2 separate regions of the Homo sapiens genome follow, and region 1 is linked to region 2. A link is a loop called in an ENCODE intact Hi-C map of the cell type or tissue named here. Cell type or tissue: HCT116. All regions are shown on one strand. Each heading gives the region's core, and the rest is flanking DNA. Links, peaks and the distances in the headings are about the cores only.

The links. Peaks named below come from ENCODE experiments on the same cell type or tissue, not always from the same donor. Only the 100,000 strongest peaks of a DNase experiment are listed, where the experiment ranks them.
Region 1: a loop joins it to region 2, with 11 times the contacts of the local background. A loop is called at or near these places in 10 of 110 quality-filtered maps.

The regions. Positions count from the first base shown.
Region 1 is chr9:128,923,417-128,931,740 of GRCh38, forward strand. PHYHD1 (phytanoyl-CoA dioxygenase domain containing 1) reads left to right here. Exons shown (of 13, transcript NM_001100876.2): 4 at 3,622-3,780. Among named protein-coding and RNA genes, the nearest start is that of PHYHD1, 6.6 kb to the left of the region's middle. RefSeq lists a silencer at 7,894-8,188. In HCT116, for the core only: a CTCF peak has its summit at 4,693 (motif pointing left); a DNase peak (open chromatin) is centred at 4,685.
Region 2 is chr9:128,729,360-128,737,683 of GRCh38, forward strand. It overlaps ZER1 (zyg-11 related cell cycle regulator), which reads right to left. Exons shown (of 16, transcript NM_006336.4): 14 at 5,975-6,072; 15 at 4,067-4,169; 16 at 427-2,035. The coding sequence ends at 1,978. ZDHHC12-DT (ZDHHC12 divergent transcript) reads left to right here. Exons shown (of 2, transcript NR_046240.1): 2 at 3,483-3,884. Among named protein-coding and RNA genes, the nearest start is that of ZDHHC12-DT, 9.1 kb to the left of the region's middle. RefSeq lists enhancers at 1-208, 209-1,040, 2,834-3,334, 3,335-3,835. In HCT116, for the core only: CTCF peaks have their summits at 4,044 (motif pointing right) and 4,249; a DNase peak (open chromatin) is centred at 4,062; H3K27ac peaks cover 298 bases.

The DNA of each region.
Region 1 (8,324 bases), core at 170-8,169, 190 kb after region 2:
TTGGTAGCCCGAGGGCCAGAGAAAGGAGGGCACTTACTTGGTCAAGTTCTCACAATGGCCAGATAATCATGTATAGCCAATCTTTGAGAGGAAATATGTTTCTACATGATTTTTATCAGCTATACTGTGTTCCAGATAGATAAACTATACTTTGTTAAACTAATCCCCTTGCGCTGAGCATTTAGATTACTCCCCACTTGGTTCTGTCATGAAACAAGGCTCAGTGAATATCCCCATATGTATATGTATATCTTTGATCCCCTATTGCGTAATCCTCCTAAAACAATTCCTAGCTGTGGCTCACGTCTGTAATCCCAATCCACTTTGTGATGCCAAGGTGGGAGGATCGCTTGTGCACAGGAGTTCAAGACCAGCTTGGGCAATATAGCAAGACTCCTTCTCTAAAAAAAAATAAAACTGGCCAGGCGCGGTGGCTCACCTCTGTAATCCCAGCACTTTGGGAGGCCAAGGCAGGCGGATCACCTGAGGTCAGGAGTTGGAGACTAGCCTGGCCAACATGGCGGAACCCTGTCTCTACTAAAAATACAAAAATTTAGCTGGGCGTGGTGGCGCACACCTGTAATCCTAGCTACTCAGAAGGCTGAGGCTGGAGAATCACTTGAACCCCGAAGGCAGAGTTTGCAGTGAGCTGAGATCATGCCACTGCACTCCAGCCTGGTCAACAGAACAAGACTGCGTCTCAAAAATAAAATAAACAGGCCGGGCGCAGTGGCTCATGCCTGTAATCCTAGCACTTTGGGAGGCCGAAGTGGGCGGATCACAAGGTCAGGAGATCAAGACCATCCTGGCTAACATGGTGAAACCCCGTCTCTACTAAAAAACACAAAAAAATTAGCTGGGCATGGTGGCGGGCGCCTGTAGTCCAAGCTACTCGGGAGGCTGAGGCAGGAGAATGGTGTGAACCCGGGAGGCGGAGCTTGCAGTGAGCTGAGATCGCGCCACTGCGCTCCAACCTGGGCAACAGAGTGAGACTCTGTCTCAGAATAAAGTAAAATAAAATAAAATAAACAATAAAATAAATAAAATTAGCCAGGCGTGGTGGTGTGCACCTGCAGTCCCAGCTACTCGGGAGACTGAGGCAGGAGGATTGATTGAGCCCAGAAGTTCAAGGCTGCAATGAGCTATGATCACATCACTACTCTCCAGCCTGGGTGACAGAGAGAGACCCTGTCTCTTAAAAAAAAAAAAAAAGAAGAAGGAAAGAAAAGAGAAAAGGGCTGGGTGCGGTGGCTCATGCCTGTAATCCCAGCATTTTGGGAGTCCGAAGTGAGTGGATCACCTGAGGTCAGGAGTTCGAGACCAGCCTGGCCAACATAGTGAAACCCCATCTCTACTAAAAATACAAAAATTAGCCAGGTGTGGTGGTGCATTCCTGTAATTCCAACTACTCGGGAGGCTGAGGCAGGAGAATCACTTAACCCTGAGAGGTAGAGGTTGCGATGAGCTGAGATCATGCCATTGCACTCCAGCCTGGGCAACAAGAGTGAGACTCCGTCTCAAAAAGAAAAAAAAGGAAAAAAAGAATTCCTAGCTGTATTTGTGTATTTACTGGATCAAGGGTATGTTGCACAGGTTGCTGTGGTTGGCCCAATTCCCAAGGAGGCAATTTTCAGCTTGATACTGATGTGATTAATTCCTAACATGCAGAGCTGAGGGGCCCATGGTGGGTGGTCATGAGTGGTGTGTGGAAGCCAGAACTGAGCATCCCATGGTGGCGGAAGGGGTGTCCTTAACCGGAAACTAGGCTCTTTGTGGGTGTGTGCAGTAAGTGACTTTCTTTTCTTTTTCTTTCTTTTTTTTTTTTTTGAGATGAAGTCTTGCTTGGTCTTCTAGGCTAGAGCGCAGTGGCGTGATCTCAGCTCACTGCAACTTCTGCTTGCTGAGTTCAAATGATTCTCCTGCCTCAGCCTCCCGAGTAGCTGGGATTACAGGTGCCCGCCACCGCACCTGGCTAATTTTTGTATTTTTAGTAGAGACAGGGTTTCACCTTGCTGGCCAGGCTAGTCTCCGACTCCTGACCTCAAGCAATCCACCCAGCTTGACTTCCCAAACTGTTGGGATTATAGGTGTGAGCCACCATGCCCAGCAGTAGGTGACTTTCAGTGTCCCTGTTGGGGCTAAAACTTGGTAACGCTCTGCAGGCAAATGTGCAGATATTCATTCCCTCCCTTTCTCTCTCAAGAGCCTCAGAATAAGAGGACCAGAGGCAAATCAGAAGAAGCCATCTACTTCCCCTCCCTGGCTGCCACTGCGCTCAGGATAGAATATAGCTCCCAGCCTGGCCCAGCCCCTGCCACCCTCCTGCCTCCTCTTCCACCCCTCCCCTCACTCTGCCCTATCCATTCCCAATTCCTTATGTTCCTCCCAAATTCAGGGGCTTCCCATATCCTGCTCCCTCTGTCTGGAATGCCCTTCCCTTATCCTGCTGGTCCCCTCTTGAAATGTCACTCCCTCAGCGCTGCTGCTCCCAGACCCTTCTCCTTCCCAGCCAGCTTACGCTAGCTGCTTCTGCCTTCAGCACTCACACTCATCCTCTCTCTCTGGCACGAAGTTTGTGACAGTAAATTTACCTGTGTGGTTAGTGTAATGCCGGTCTCTTTCACTAGACTGTAGACACCATGAGGGCAGGCATCATGGCTGGCTTGCTTATAGCCATACTTTTAGCTCCTAAAACCGTGTCTCAGACACAGTAGATGCTCAATCAATATTGGCTGAATACATGAATAAGGTTGTGTTTCCAGGTGACCCAAGCCTGGAGGGGAAGGGCAGGGACAACTTTCCCTTGCCGCTCCTTTTTCTTTTCTTTTTTTGAGACGGAGTTTCGCTTTTGTTGCCCAGGCTGGAATGCAATGGCATGATCTCGGCTCACTGCAACCTCCACCTCCTGGGTTCAAGCTATTCTCCTGCCTCCAAGCTATTCTCCTGCCTCAGCCTCCCGAGGAGCTGGGATTACACAGGCATGCGCCACCACACCTGGCCAAGTTTTTGTATTTTTAGTAGAGATGGGGTTTCACCATGTTGGTCAGGCTGGTCTGGAACTCCCGACCTTAAGTGATCCTCCCAAAGTGCTGGGATTACAGGCGTGAGCCACTGTGCCCAGCTTCCTTTTTCTTTTTCTTTCTTTTTTTTTTTTTTTTTTCGAGGTGGAGTCTCATCTGTTGCTCAGGCTGGAGTGCAGTGGTGAGATCTCGGCTCACTGCAACCTCCGCCTCCTGGGTTCAAGTGATTCTCCTGCCTCAGCCTCCCAAGTAGCTGGGACTACAGGCATGCACCACCATGCCCAGCTAACCATGCCCTGGCTGGTTTGAGACCAGCCAGGATGGTCTCAAACTCATGACCTCAAGTTATTGCCCGCCTCAGCCTCTCAAAGTGCTGGGATTAGAGGCATGAGCCACTGCACCCGGCCTCACTACTTGTTCTTCCATTCAAGCAGCCAATATTGATTGCTCTTTGCTGGGTGCCAGACTCCATGCCTGGGGTTGGGGACAGGGCAGCAAACAAGATACCTGGTCCCACCTTCACACAGCTGCAAGGTTGAGGGAAGGGTCAGACAGGAGCATTTGCAGACTGGGGAAGCCTGAGTCTCAAGCCTGCCTGCAGTTCCAACAGGATGGATTCCTGGTGCTGGAAGGATTCTTGTCTGCGGAAGAGTGTGTGGCCATGCAACAAAGGATTGGCGAGATAGTGGCTGAAATGGATGTTCCTCTCCACTGCCGCACAGAATTCTCCACCCAGGAAGAGGAGCAGCTTCGAGCCCAGGTAGGTGTCTGGGGCACATGAGGATGGGATGTGGCTTTTGAGGGAGGGCTTGGTCCCCGGCCAGAGCAGCATCGTGGAAGGGAGGATCCCAAGGCTCCAGGGTGTCAGGCCAAGCCCCTTACACACCTTTCCCTCGCTCCTCACTGGGAAGTTATCAAGTAGGCTTTATTGTCCTTTTTTTTTTTCTTTTTTCTTTTAAAACAGAATCTCACTCTGTTGCTCAGTCTGGAATTCAGTGGCGCGATCTCAGCTCACTGCAACCTCCGCCTCCCGGGTTCAAGTGATTCTCCTGCCTCAGCCTCCTGAGTAGCTGCACTTACAGGCATGCGCCACCAGGCCCGGCTAATTTTTGTATTTTTAGTAGAGACAGGGTTTCATCATGTTGGTCAGGCTGGTCTTGAACTCCTGATCTCCAGGTGATCCACCAGCCTCAGTCTCCCAAAGTGCTGAAATTACAGGCTATTATTATCCCCCCATTAGACAGTTGGGGAAAATTAGGTTCAGATCACTTGCCCCAAGCCACACAGTTAGTAGTGGACAGAGTCAGGATTTCAACCCAGATCTGTCTGATACCAAGTCCCTGCTGTTCCCAGCTTGGCTTTACTTTCTGTTTTCCGGCTGTTCTCTGGTCACCGAAGGCCACTTTGTGGCCAGCCACCTGGAATGAGCACAGTGGTCTGGATGACCCCCACCTGTGTAACTATCCCCCATGAGACTAGGAACTCAGATTTTCTCCCCCCAGTGACCGAATAGGTCACATGATAGGACCCAGTACAGTTTGCAATGGGTAAATTGAAGACTCTGGGGTCTCCCACACCGTTCTCTTGACCCTTCCTAGTCAGAGTTTATTATGAGCCTGCTTGCGCCTGGGCCAGGTGAGATCCTGGCACTCACGCCGAGGAGCACCTGCCATCTGGTGGGCATTAGCAGAAATACAACAGCCGGAAGCCATCCCAGGGAATGGGAAGAATGGGGTCTTGAGAAGGAAAAAGAACCAGTTAAGGAATGACAGTTTCTTCCAAAAAGCTGGTCTCATTTGCTGCACAGCTGCCTTCCATTCGGGGGGATACTGGGGGAAGCAGAGACAGCTCCTGCAGCCAGAGACAGGCAGGCCACTCAAGGGTTCCTAGGAGTAAGAAGGGCCGAATCCTGTGCCCTCCAAGCTGCCTTCAGAGACTAATGGGTTGTGGGGTGGGAAGAAAGTGAGAATAAAGCTGATATATTGGCCGGGCGCAGTGACTCACGCCTGTAATCCCAGCACTTTGGGAGGCCGAGGTGGGTGGATCATCTGAGGTCAGGAGTTTGAGACTAGCCTGGCCAACATGGTGAAACCCTGTTTCTACTAAAAATACAAAAATTAGCTGGGCCAGGTGATGCATACCTGTAATCCCAGCTACTTGGGAGGCTGAGACAGGAGAATCGCTTGAACCCAGGAAGTGGAGGTTGCAGTGGGCCAAGATCATGCCACTGCACTCCAGCCTGGGCAACAGAGCAAGAATCCTGTCTCAAAAAAAAACAAAAACAAAAACAAAAAACTGATATATCTTGGTTTATAATGCATGCAAAGAAAAGAGCTTGGCATGGTGCCCAGCACTCAGTAACATCCTCAATATTCACTCTTGATACTGTGAGAAAAAAAAAGATCAGTGGGCGTCCTGTTTCATTTTCTTGGGTTACCTCCAGCTTTCCTTGTTTGAGTTATTTTACAACACTGTAAGTTGGATAAAACTGATAATAATGCACATGATACTTGTCCAAGTAGGGGGTCAGTACCACTCTGTTCCAATCACGTTACCATGAACTGGGTCCTGGGGAATGCAATTATTGCCCTGTGGATAGAACAGTTGGGCAGCTGGGTGTGGTGGCTCATGCCTGTAATCCCAGCAGTTTGGGAGGCCAAGCAGGGAGGATCGCTTGAGCCCAGGAATTCGCAAACAGCCTGGTCAACAAAGTGAGACCTGTCTCTACAAAAAAATTTTTTTAAATTAGCTGGGCATGGTGGTATATGCCTGTGGTCCCAGCTACATGGGAGGCTGAGGCAGAAGGATCACTTGGGGCCAGGAGGTTGAGGCTGCAGTGAGCTATAATCATGCCACTGCACTCCAGTCTGGGTGGGTGATAAAGAAAGACCCTGTCTCAAAAAAACAAAACAAAACAAAAAACAGTTTGCATCTATCTCTAAATTCATTTCAAGGGCCAGGAGTGGTGGCTTATACCTGTAATCCCAGCACTTTGGGAGGCTGAAACAGGCAGATCGCTGGAGGTCAAGGGTTCAAGACTAGCCTAGGGAACATGGTGAAACCCGGTCTCTACCAAAAATACAAAAATTAGCTGGGCATGGTGGCAGGCGCCGGCGGTCCCAGCTACTTGGGTGGCTGAGGCAGGAGAATCGCCTGAACCCTGAAGGGAGAGTTTGCAGTGAGCTGAGATTGTGCCACTGCACTCCAGCCTGGGTGACAGAGCGAGATTCTATCTCAAAAAAAAAAAAATTCATTTCAGTTTCCTTAGTATCTACATACGTGTGTGTGTAATTCTTGGAATTCTCCTTTGAACCAGTTGTAACATCTTACTGGTTCCCTCATGAAATAACGAATTCAGTAAAATATTTGACATATGCTTAGCATCATTACCTTTAATATTTTTACCATCCAGGCATGGTGGCTCAAGCCTATAATCCTAGCACTTTGCAAGGCCAAGGCAGTGGACAAATCACTTGAGCTCAGGAGTTTGAGACCAGCCTGGGCAACATGGTGAAACCCTGTCTCTACAAAAAATACAAAAAAAAAAAAAATTAGTCGTGGCCGGGCATGGTGGCTCATACCCGTAATCCCAGCACTTTGGGAGGCCAAGGCAGGCAGATCATTTGAGCCCAGGAGTTCAACACCAGCCTGAGCAACATGGCAAAACCCCATCTCTACCAAAAATCCAAGAAAATTAGTTGAGAGTGGTGATGCACGTGTGTAATCCTGGCTACTTGGGAGGCTGAGACAGGAGGATAGCTTGAACCCAGGAGATGGAGGTTGCAGTGAGCCAAGATTGCGCCACTGGACTCCAGCCTGGGGGACAGAGTGAAACCCTGTCTCAAAAAAAAAAAAAAAATTAGGCATGGTGGTGTGAACTTGTAGTTCTAGCTACTTAGGAGGCTGAGGTGGAAGGATCACCTGAGCTCAGGAAGTCAAGGCTACAGTGAGCCGTGATCCCATTGCACCATTCACTCCAGCCTGGCCAACAAAATGAGACACTGTCTTTTTAAAAAAAAAAAAACAAACCCTGGCATGGTGGCTCATGCCTGTAATCCCAGCACTTTGGGAGGCTGAGGTGGGCAGATCACCTGAGGTCAGGAGTTCAAGACCAGCCTGACCAACATGGAGGTTGAGGTGAGCCAAGATCGCGCTAATGCACTCCAGCCTGGGCAAGAGTGAACCTCCGTCTCAAAAAAAAAAAGAAAAAAACAAACAAAAAAAGCACCTCGGCCGGGTGCAGTGGCTTACGCCTGTAACCCCAGCACTTTGGGAGGCCGAGGCGGGGGGATCACAAGGTCAGGAGATCGAGACCATCCTGGCTAACACAGTGAAACCCCATCTCTACTAAAAATACAAAAAATTAGCTGGGTGTGGTGGCGGGCACCTGTAGTCCCAGCTACTCGGGAGGCTGAGGCAGAAGAATGGCGTGAACCCGGGAGGCGGAGCTTGCAGTGAGCCGAGATTGGGTCACTGCACTCCAGCCTGGGCGACAGAGCGAGACTCTGTCTCAAAAAAAAAAAAAAAAAGGCACCTCAATTTCTTCTTCTATAAAATGGAGATTATAGTAGACCCTACCTCTCTGGGTTTTGGGAGGCTGAGTAAGATAACACATGTACAGGCATGTCTCAGAGATAATTCAGGTTTGGTTCCAGACCACTGCAATAGAGCCAGGATTTTTTTGTTTTGTTTGAGATATATTTTCGCTCCTGTCATGCAGGCTGGAGTGCAGTGGCGTGATCTCAGCTCACTGCAATCTCCACCTCCTGGATTCAAGTGATTCTCCTTCCTCAGCCTCCAGAGTAGCTGGGATTACAGGCGTGTGCCACCACGTCCTGCTAATTTTTGGATTTTTATTAGAGACGTGGTTTCACCATGTTGGCCAGGCTGTCTCGAACTCCTGACCTTAGGTGATCCACCCGCCTTGGCCTCCCAAAGTGCTAGGATTACAAGCATGAGCCACAGCACCCATCCTAGAGCCAGGATTTAAACCCAAGGATTTCAGCTCCAGAATCTGTGTCCTAACTGCTATAAGATTCAGCCTCTGGCTGAAGCCTCCAAGAATTGAGGAGGTCAGTTTTTTGTTTTTCTTTTTCTTTTTTTTTTGAGACGGAGTCTCGCTCTGTCACCCAAGCTGGAGTGCAGTGGCGCGATCTCGGCTCACTGCAAGCTCCGCCTCCTGGGCTCACGCCATTCTCCTGCCTCAGCCTCTGGAGTAGCTGAGACTACAGGCGCCCGCCACCACACCCGGCTAATTTTTTGTATTTTGTTTAGTAGAGACAGGGTTTCACCGTGTTAGCCAAG
Region 2 (8,324 bases), core at 309-8,308:
CCTCTCCCCAAAGCACTGTGGCCCAGCGGACTCCAAGCTTCCCTGATCCGCCTGCCCACTCCCATCCACTGGCAGGAGGCACCTCCTCCGCTGCCTTCTCCCTGATGGTGGCACAGAGTTGTAATCTTCTATTTGCCATCTGTCTCCCCCATCAGGCTGAGCCATCTTAGGCAGGCACCCTGTTGGTCTGGTTGCCAGCTGTGTCCTCAGTGGGCACAGGGATGTGAAGAGAACACATAGGAAACAGGTACTCCAGCTCAGTCCCCTGCCACCTGTCCCCAGCCTGCAGCCCTTTAACCCACCAAACGCACCCCTCCCTACCACAGAACTACCTACACTGCAGCCCCCCTGCCAGGGGTGGCTCAAGCCCTGCTCCAGAGCCTGGAAGCCAGGCTAGCAATCCCCTCCACAAAAAAAGACGCTCTGTTTTCCATTTTGCACAAAAATGTATTTCTGTGACTTCCCAAAGTACAGACATTTCCCCAGGCCCCAGGGGGTAAAGCAATGAGGTGTGAAGTCTGCCAGGGTCTGGCCGGGGCCGCTGAGCGTGGGAAGGAAGGGAGCGCCGCATGCAGCCCATCTGCCAAGCTGGGGGAACACAGGGCTGCGCCCACTTCCCAGGGCCGGGAGGGAGAGGCTCCAGGAGAAAAAGGCCAGGTGTCTCTCCCAAAGCTGCTCACCCCTGCCGTCCTGCCTGGAGGCAGAAATGCTAGGAACACCTGAAAACAGGCCCGCGGGAGGAAAAGGGAAGAAAAAGCCATCACCCAAAGGCTGCCTCCAGGGTTAGCGCTGCTCCCCAGGCCCCTGCGCTCCACAAGTGTCCGATGAGAAGCAATGCAGTGTCCATCGATGGAGGAGCAAGAGAGCCGGCGCCTCTCAGGCTTCCAAGGTAAAGCCTAGGGCAGGGCGGGACCGCCAGGGAGGCCCAAGCGGCCACTGCAGGGCAGTCCGAGTGCTGGTCTGGAGGCGGCTGTGTGGCCGTTGTGGGTCAAAGGCTGTCATGGGACCTCTGCCTCTGAGAGGCGTGGGGTCCTCTGGGCAGCGGGGCAGGCTGGGAGGAGGAGGCAGGCTCAGTTCTGCTGGTGGGAGCGCCTGGGCAGTTGAGGGCTATGGAGCGAGGAAGCAAGCCCCTGGCCCCAGAAGATGCTAGCTTCCAGGGCTGAGGGCAGGTTCTGGATGTGTTTGGCAGAAGGGGCAGTGGAATCTGCCCCTGAGTTCTGACCATCCCTGGGCTGGGGCTTTCCACAGCCTGGGACCTGGTGGGAGACTAGGAGGCAGCCTCCATAGCAGCGTGGCCTCAGGCAGGCCTGGCTGGACAGCAGCAGGGCCACTGGGTGCCCTGCTCCTAGAGGGTCTTCAGGGGCAGGGCTGCCTGGACCTCAGCCTAGGAATGGCTCACTTTCCTGCCCCAGATGGCCCACAGCCGGGAGCACCAAGGCTTTTGGGAGACCCAGTGGGGTAAGTTCTAATCCCCAAACCCCATCAGCTGTGCCCGGGAGCCGAGATGGCGTTCTCAGGCAGGGGCAGTGGGTCAGGATGCTCGATACGCTGTCCAAGGCCTGCTCCTCTCATGAAAGGAAGCCAGGCCGGGATCTGAGTTTCCTGGACAAGGACTGGACACTCACAGCGTTATAGGCATTTAGTCTGGTTGGGGTAGGAGTGTGTGTGTCAGCGATGAAGGCTGAGTGGGTTTGAGAATGGCCAAGGAAGCTGCAAGGACTCAGGAGTGTTGCTTTTGTTTTTGCACAGAAATCATACACACAAAACTTCACACTTCCTAACCAAAAAAAAAATATATATATATAATATATATATATCTCACTAACATTAAGGAAAAGCGTCGGTTGTGCAAAAGTCCCCCATGTCTCTTCACTCCGTGGGAGGCTCCCTCGGAAGGGGCCCGCCCGCTGGGCTGCTTGAGCATGCTTCCTCCCCGCCTGTGGTCCAGAGCGGTGGCGGCCATGGGGACGGAGGCCTCTATCTAGACGTGTCCATGTTCTCCTCTTTAAAGTTACTGCAGTGCTCAATCACCTTGCTGGAGACAATGGGGGAGACAGGATTGGAGGGTGGGCTTGGGTGGGGGTGAGCCCAGCCCCTCCGAGATCATTAGGCAGCTGGGTAAACACGTGTTCATAGTGATGGTGATGCTGACCGAATGATGTGGACAGAGGGGCTGGCAGAGTGGCTGGCATGTGCAGGGGACTCAGGGAATGGCACCTGTGGCCGTGAATGCCATCACCAGCCATCCTCCGCTTCCTTCCTTTCCATGCCCCTCTTCTCCCACCCCCAGTCCCAGGGCATCTGTGGATAGGGGGTCCCCAAATCAGCTCAGGCCCGACCTCCAAAACCCTTTGGAAGTTTCTTTAGCGACCTCTTCTTCATTTTCCCTGCACACTAGACCCTTCTCTTTCCAGAAGTCCACCAGTGGTCCCCAAACTGACTGCACATCAGATTCCCCTAGAGGCCCGGATCCAGTGGCAGGTCCAGGGTCGGGCAGGGGCAGCTGTGCTCGCACAAGGGCCCCCACTACCCTGTGGCAGCCAGGGCTCAGCACTCCAGCTCAGATTTCGAGTCTCGCCCGCCCCAGCCTGACCCCTGCCACCCATCACTGTTGGTTGTCACCTTGGACCCCGGACAGCTTGCCCATTCAACACCAAGCCTGTGGTTTGGGGGCTTCACTGCAGCCTCTGTGTGTTAAAGGGATGCCCCAATACCTTTTAGGAAACAAATACCCAGAGTGGGAGAGAGGTCAGTGGACAGGCCGAGGGCCTTCTCCTAAGCATTGTCCAGGGTCATTTACTCCTTGCTGTCAGACAGGCCAGTGCCTCAGATTCCCATCACAGGCCTTGGAGAAATGTTCAAAGTGACTGTGGTAGGTAACTGGTCAGTCTTACCCAGTGCTTCTCAAATTTCCCGGGAATCCTTGTTAACCATGAAAATTCCAGGGCCACCTCCCACCTCCCGGATGTACTGGAAAAGAAAACCTAGGGGTGGGCCCCGTCCATTTATTTTTAAATTTTATTTTTTTGAGACAGAGTCTCGCTCTGTTGACCAGGCTGGAGTGCAGTGGCACCATCTCGGCTCACTGCAACCTCTGCCTCCTGGATTCAAGTGATTCTCCTGCCTCAGCCTCCCAAGTGGCTGGGATTACAGGCACGTACCACCACGCCGAGCTAATTTTTGTATTTTTAGTAGAGACGGGGTTTTACCATGTTAGCCAGGTCTCGAACTCCTGACCTCAAGTGATGCACCCACCTCAGCCTCCCAAAGTGCTAGGATTACAGGTGTGAGCCACTTCGCCTGGCCAGTAGCGCCTTTGGCCAGATATAATAGCAGAACCAGCTGACACTTCCCTCCCCTGGCCCAGGAAGTGGCTGGCTGAGGAGCCTCTGAGTTTCAGGCCCCTCCTCCATGTGAACTTTTGCTCTATACAGAGCCATGAAAAAGTGTGCTCGGGTCAGCTTGACTGTTCTCCCTTCTAGAATGAATCCTGGAGAAAACAAGGTCGTTCGACGATTTCGACACGTCGCATCCCTGAGAGTCTCTCGTGTCCTGATCAACTCGAGAACTGGAGGCGGTGACATTTTAGATGCTGCAGTGAAAGCCACAGAGCCACGGAAGGCCGAGACTCCACCATGTTTGTGATCTTCACATTCAGCAAACTCACTCGCACTCTGCCTCATCTTATCTCTAGAATGTATTTTACCACACTGTGTCCCTTCTTTAGTGGGAATGTCTTTGGCCAAAAATAATGAATAGTTCTGACCTGACTTGCTAATACCCAGTGATAAAAGGATGGAATTTGTTGGGAATAAAAGAAAACTAAGCTTACAAACGAGGGCCCTGATGCTCCGTTCCGAGCTTGGTCATCTAATTTCCAGCCACAATGTGGTCGAGATGACATTTGGAGAGGCCCCAGGTGGACATCAATACACTGTCAACCTCCATACTCAACTCTAAGCTGTCCCTGGGAATTTCAGCCATTCCTAACCTCCAGAGGGCGCCCGCTATGCCCTTACTCCCCTAAACCAAGGTTCCAGGCAGAAACACACTGCTGGTCTCTTACCGGGCCATTTCCTTGGTCTCCTGCCGTGCGGTCGCCATCTTAATTATGTCCCTCAGAAGGGGCATCCCCCCTTCTTTGATCAGCAGAGGGCAGTACTTGTCCGCTGTGGGATAGGAGCAGACAGCAGAGGATCAGGATGGGTCTTCTTATCAGCCCGAGGCCCAGAAACCCACCCTGTCTGTGAGGACTATCCTGGTGTCGGGGGTGTGAAGGCACAGCCCTTGGTGGGGGCAGTGCTAGAAATGGGGGCAAGACGTGGGCCCAGCCCCATGGGTGGGAGTTCTGCGTCCATGTAGGGGAGGCAAGAGGTGACTCCTTGGTTTGAAGTTGCTGCATTTATTTCCAGAGCTCATTCTTTTTTTTAAAAAAAAATTATATATATATATATATAAAATATATAATCTTAAAATATATATATATATGGCCGGGCACGGTGGCTCACGCCTGTAATCCCAGCACTTTGGGAGGCCGAGACGGGCGGATCACGAGGTCAGGAGATCGAGACCATCCTGGCTAACACGGTGAAACCCCGTCTCTACTAAAAATACAAAAATTAGCCAGGCATGGTGGCGGGCGCCTGTAGTCCCAGCTACACGGGAGGCTGAGGCAGGAGAATGGCGTGAACCCGGGAGGCGGAGCTTGCAGTGAGTCGAGATCGCGCCACTGCACTCCAGCCTGGGCGACAGAGCAAAACTCCGTCTCAAAAAAAAAAAAAAAAAATATATATATATATATATAAAATCTTAAAAAAAATATATATATATATATAATAGATATAATTTTTTTTTTGAGACAGAGTCTCACTCTGTCACCCAGGCTGGAGTGCAGTGGCACGATCTGAGCTCACTGCAACCTCTGCCTCCTGGGTTCAAACGATTATTTTGTCTCAGCCTCCCTAGTAGCTGGGACTACAGGCACGTGCCATCAAGCCCAGCTAATTTTTGTATTTTTAGTAGAGACGGGGTTTCACTATGTTGGCCAGGGTGGTCTCAAACTCTTGGCCTCAAATGATCTGCCCGTCTCAGCCTCCCAATGTGCTAGGATTACAGGCATGAGCCACTGCACCCGGACTAATTTTTTTTTTTTTAAGTAGAGACAGGGTTGCGCTGTGTTGCCTGTGCTGGTCTCAACCTCTTGGGCTCAAACAATCCTCCCACCTCAGCCTCCCTAAGTGCTGGGATTACAGGTGTGAGCCACTATGCCTGGCCTCCAGCGCTCATTCTATGGAAGATGTCACCCAAACCAGTGAAACCAGTGGCTCCTAAAGATGGTGATCCTTTGAGGAATTTCTGTAAAAATATAGATTTCTAAGCCCTGTCTCTGGATATTCTTTTTCAACAAATCCAAGGACTAAGATTTATCTGTATTTTTACCAGGTGATTCTGGTGACCTGCCAGGTTGGAACCAGCTGATGGTATGTGTTTTTTTTTTTTTTCATGCAGACAGCATGGAGACTTTTATTTTACTTCTGGAGATGGGGGTCTCACTATGTTGCTCAGGCCGGAGTGCAATGGCTATTCACAGGCATGATCATAGGTCATTGCAGCTGGAAACTCCAGACCTCAGGCAATTCTCCTGTCTCGGCCTCCTGAATAGCTGGTGTGCACCACTGAGCCCAGCAGGCATGGAGATTTTGGACTGTTCCTGCACATGGAAGCGGGAAGCATTAAGAAAGCTGTCTAGGAACTCTGCACAGGTATTTCGCCTGCCAGGCCTGCTTCTGGTGATGAGGCAGGAGTGAGCCCTTAAGCTGGGTGTCCCACAAACGCTGGAAAGTGGAGGGTTCTGCTCTGAGGCACAAAAGCTGACAGCAGCAATTAATGCCCCCCTCCTGGACTACAAACTCCCTGAGGGCACATCTGCTTTCAGCTGGATGAGTGTCTGAACCCAGGACAAGTTGGCACTCACGGTAGACAGACACGAGGTTATACAGGGCCCAGGTTGCCCAGTGCTGGCTGACAGGAGAGATTCCCTGGGGAAGGAGGCGGAGAATTGGTTCAAATGACCTGCAGGAAAAGAAATCAAGGTCACTGTGGATGCTGAGGGTGGGGAGTGTGTCTTTTCTTGTCTGAGGTTTCCTCCCACTGGAGAATCCTAGTGACCAACCATGATAGGCTGGCAGGATGCCAGGGAGAAGGGACAGCTGGCCCTGCATCCCACTGGCAGGCTGCACAACAAGGTTCCCTTGGAGAGGATAAAGGCACAAGCACATGAGGGAGGCACAAGGGACCCAGATTAGGAGGAGCAGAAAGCTGGAGACCTCAGCAAGGAGCAGAGACCCAGCCTGTGGGGAAGAGGGGAGAGGCACCCTGGGAACAGAAGCACGTGTGACCTGGTTTTTTTTTTTTTTTTTTTTTTTTTTTTTTTTGTGAGACGGAGTTTCGCTCTGTTGCCCAGGCTGGGGTGCACTGGTGCAATCTCCACTCACTGCAACCTCTGCCTCCTGGGTTCAAGCGATTCTCCTGCCTCAGCCTCCTGAGTAACTGAGACTACAGGGGTGTGCCACCACACCCAGCTAATTTTTGCATTTTTTTTTCTTTTGAGACAGAGTCTTGCTCTGTCGCTCAGGCTGGAGTGCAGTGGCATGATCTCGGCTCACTGCAAGCTCCGCCTCCCTGGTTCACGCCATTCTCCTGCCTCAGCCTCCCGAGTAGCTGGGACTACAGGCGCCTACCACCAAACCCGGCTAATTTTTTTGTATTTTTTAGTAGAGACGGGGTTTCACCGTGTTAGCCAGGATGGTCTCGATCTCCTGACCTCGTGATCCACCCACCTCAGCCTCCCAGAGTGCTGGGATTATAGGCGTGAGCCACCGCGCCCGGCCTAAATTTTGTATTTTTGGTAGAGACAGGGTTTCACTATGTTGGCCAGGTTGGTTTCGAACTCCTGACCTCAAGTGATCCACCTGCCTTGGCCTCCCAAAGTGCTGGGATTATAGGCGTGAACCACCATGTCCAGCCCTTTTTTCTTTGTTTTTTTTTTTTTTGAGACGGAGTCTCACTCTGTCGCCCAGGCTGGAGTTCAGTGGTGCAATCTCGGCTCACTGCAACCTCTGCCTCCTGGGTTCACATGATTCTCCTGCCTCAGCCTCCCGAGTAGCTGGGACTACAGGTGCATGCCACCATGCCCAGCTAATTTTTGGTTAGAGCATCATTTTGCTGTTGGCCAGGCTGGTCTTGAACTCCTGACCACCCGCCTTGGCCTCCCAAAGTGCTAGGATTACAGGCGTGAGCCACCATGCCTGGCCTTTTTTTTTTTTTTTTTGGAGAAAGGGTCTCGCTCTGCTGCCCAGGCTGGAGTGCAGTGGCATGATCACAGCTCACTGCAGCCTTGACCTTCCAGGCCATGCAAGTGTTCCTCCCACCTCAGCCTCCTGAGGAGCTGGGACTATAGGTGTGAGCCACCATGCCTGGCTAATTAAAAAAAAATTTTTTTTGGCCAGGTGCAATGGCTCACACCTGTAATCCTAGCACTTTGGGAGGCTGAGGGGGGTGGATTGCCTGAGCTCAGGAGTTTGAGACCAACCTGGGCAACACAGTGAAACCCCGTCTCCACTAAAGTACAAAAAATTAGTTGAGCATGGTAACGTGCACCTGTAATCCCAGCTACTCGGGAGGCTGAGACAGGAGAATCGCTTGAACCTGGGAGACGGGGGTTGCAGTGAGCCAAGATCACACCATTGCACTCCAGCCTGGGTGACAGTGCGAGACTCCGTCTCAAAAAAAAAATTTTTTTTTTTGTAGAGGTGAGGGCTCACTATATTGCCCAGGCTGGTTTCAAACTCCTGAGCTCAAGTGATCTTCCTGCCTTGGCCTCCCAAAGTGGCTGGGATTCTAGGTGTGAGCCACCGCATCCGGCCTGTGACTGCTCTTCTGACGAGGGCCTTCTGTGGGCCAGCCTGGAGTCATGGTCCAAAAGCCTGAAACACGTGTGTGCAAAACTCCTGGGCCAGCGATTCCGCTTCCTTTCTCCCCAAGAACTATAGTACTTGGCACACTGGCAACGCTACCAATGTCAGCCTGTTCCTCCCAGTATGGGTTTTCAACTGAAATGTCCATCTGTACAGGATGGCACAAAGAAAGTGACTCCGTCCTAAAATGACGAGGGAGATCCATGCCTGGTGATTGGCCAGTCAGTCACAAAACAGTAGGAATTGATGCCAGCTTGACTTAAAGTAATGAAATCTGTGCATAGAAACACTGCTGGAAGGAGACACACCAAAATGTCAACAGGAGTTCTCTTTCAGGGAGTGAGATTA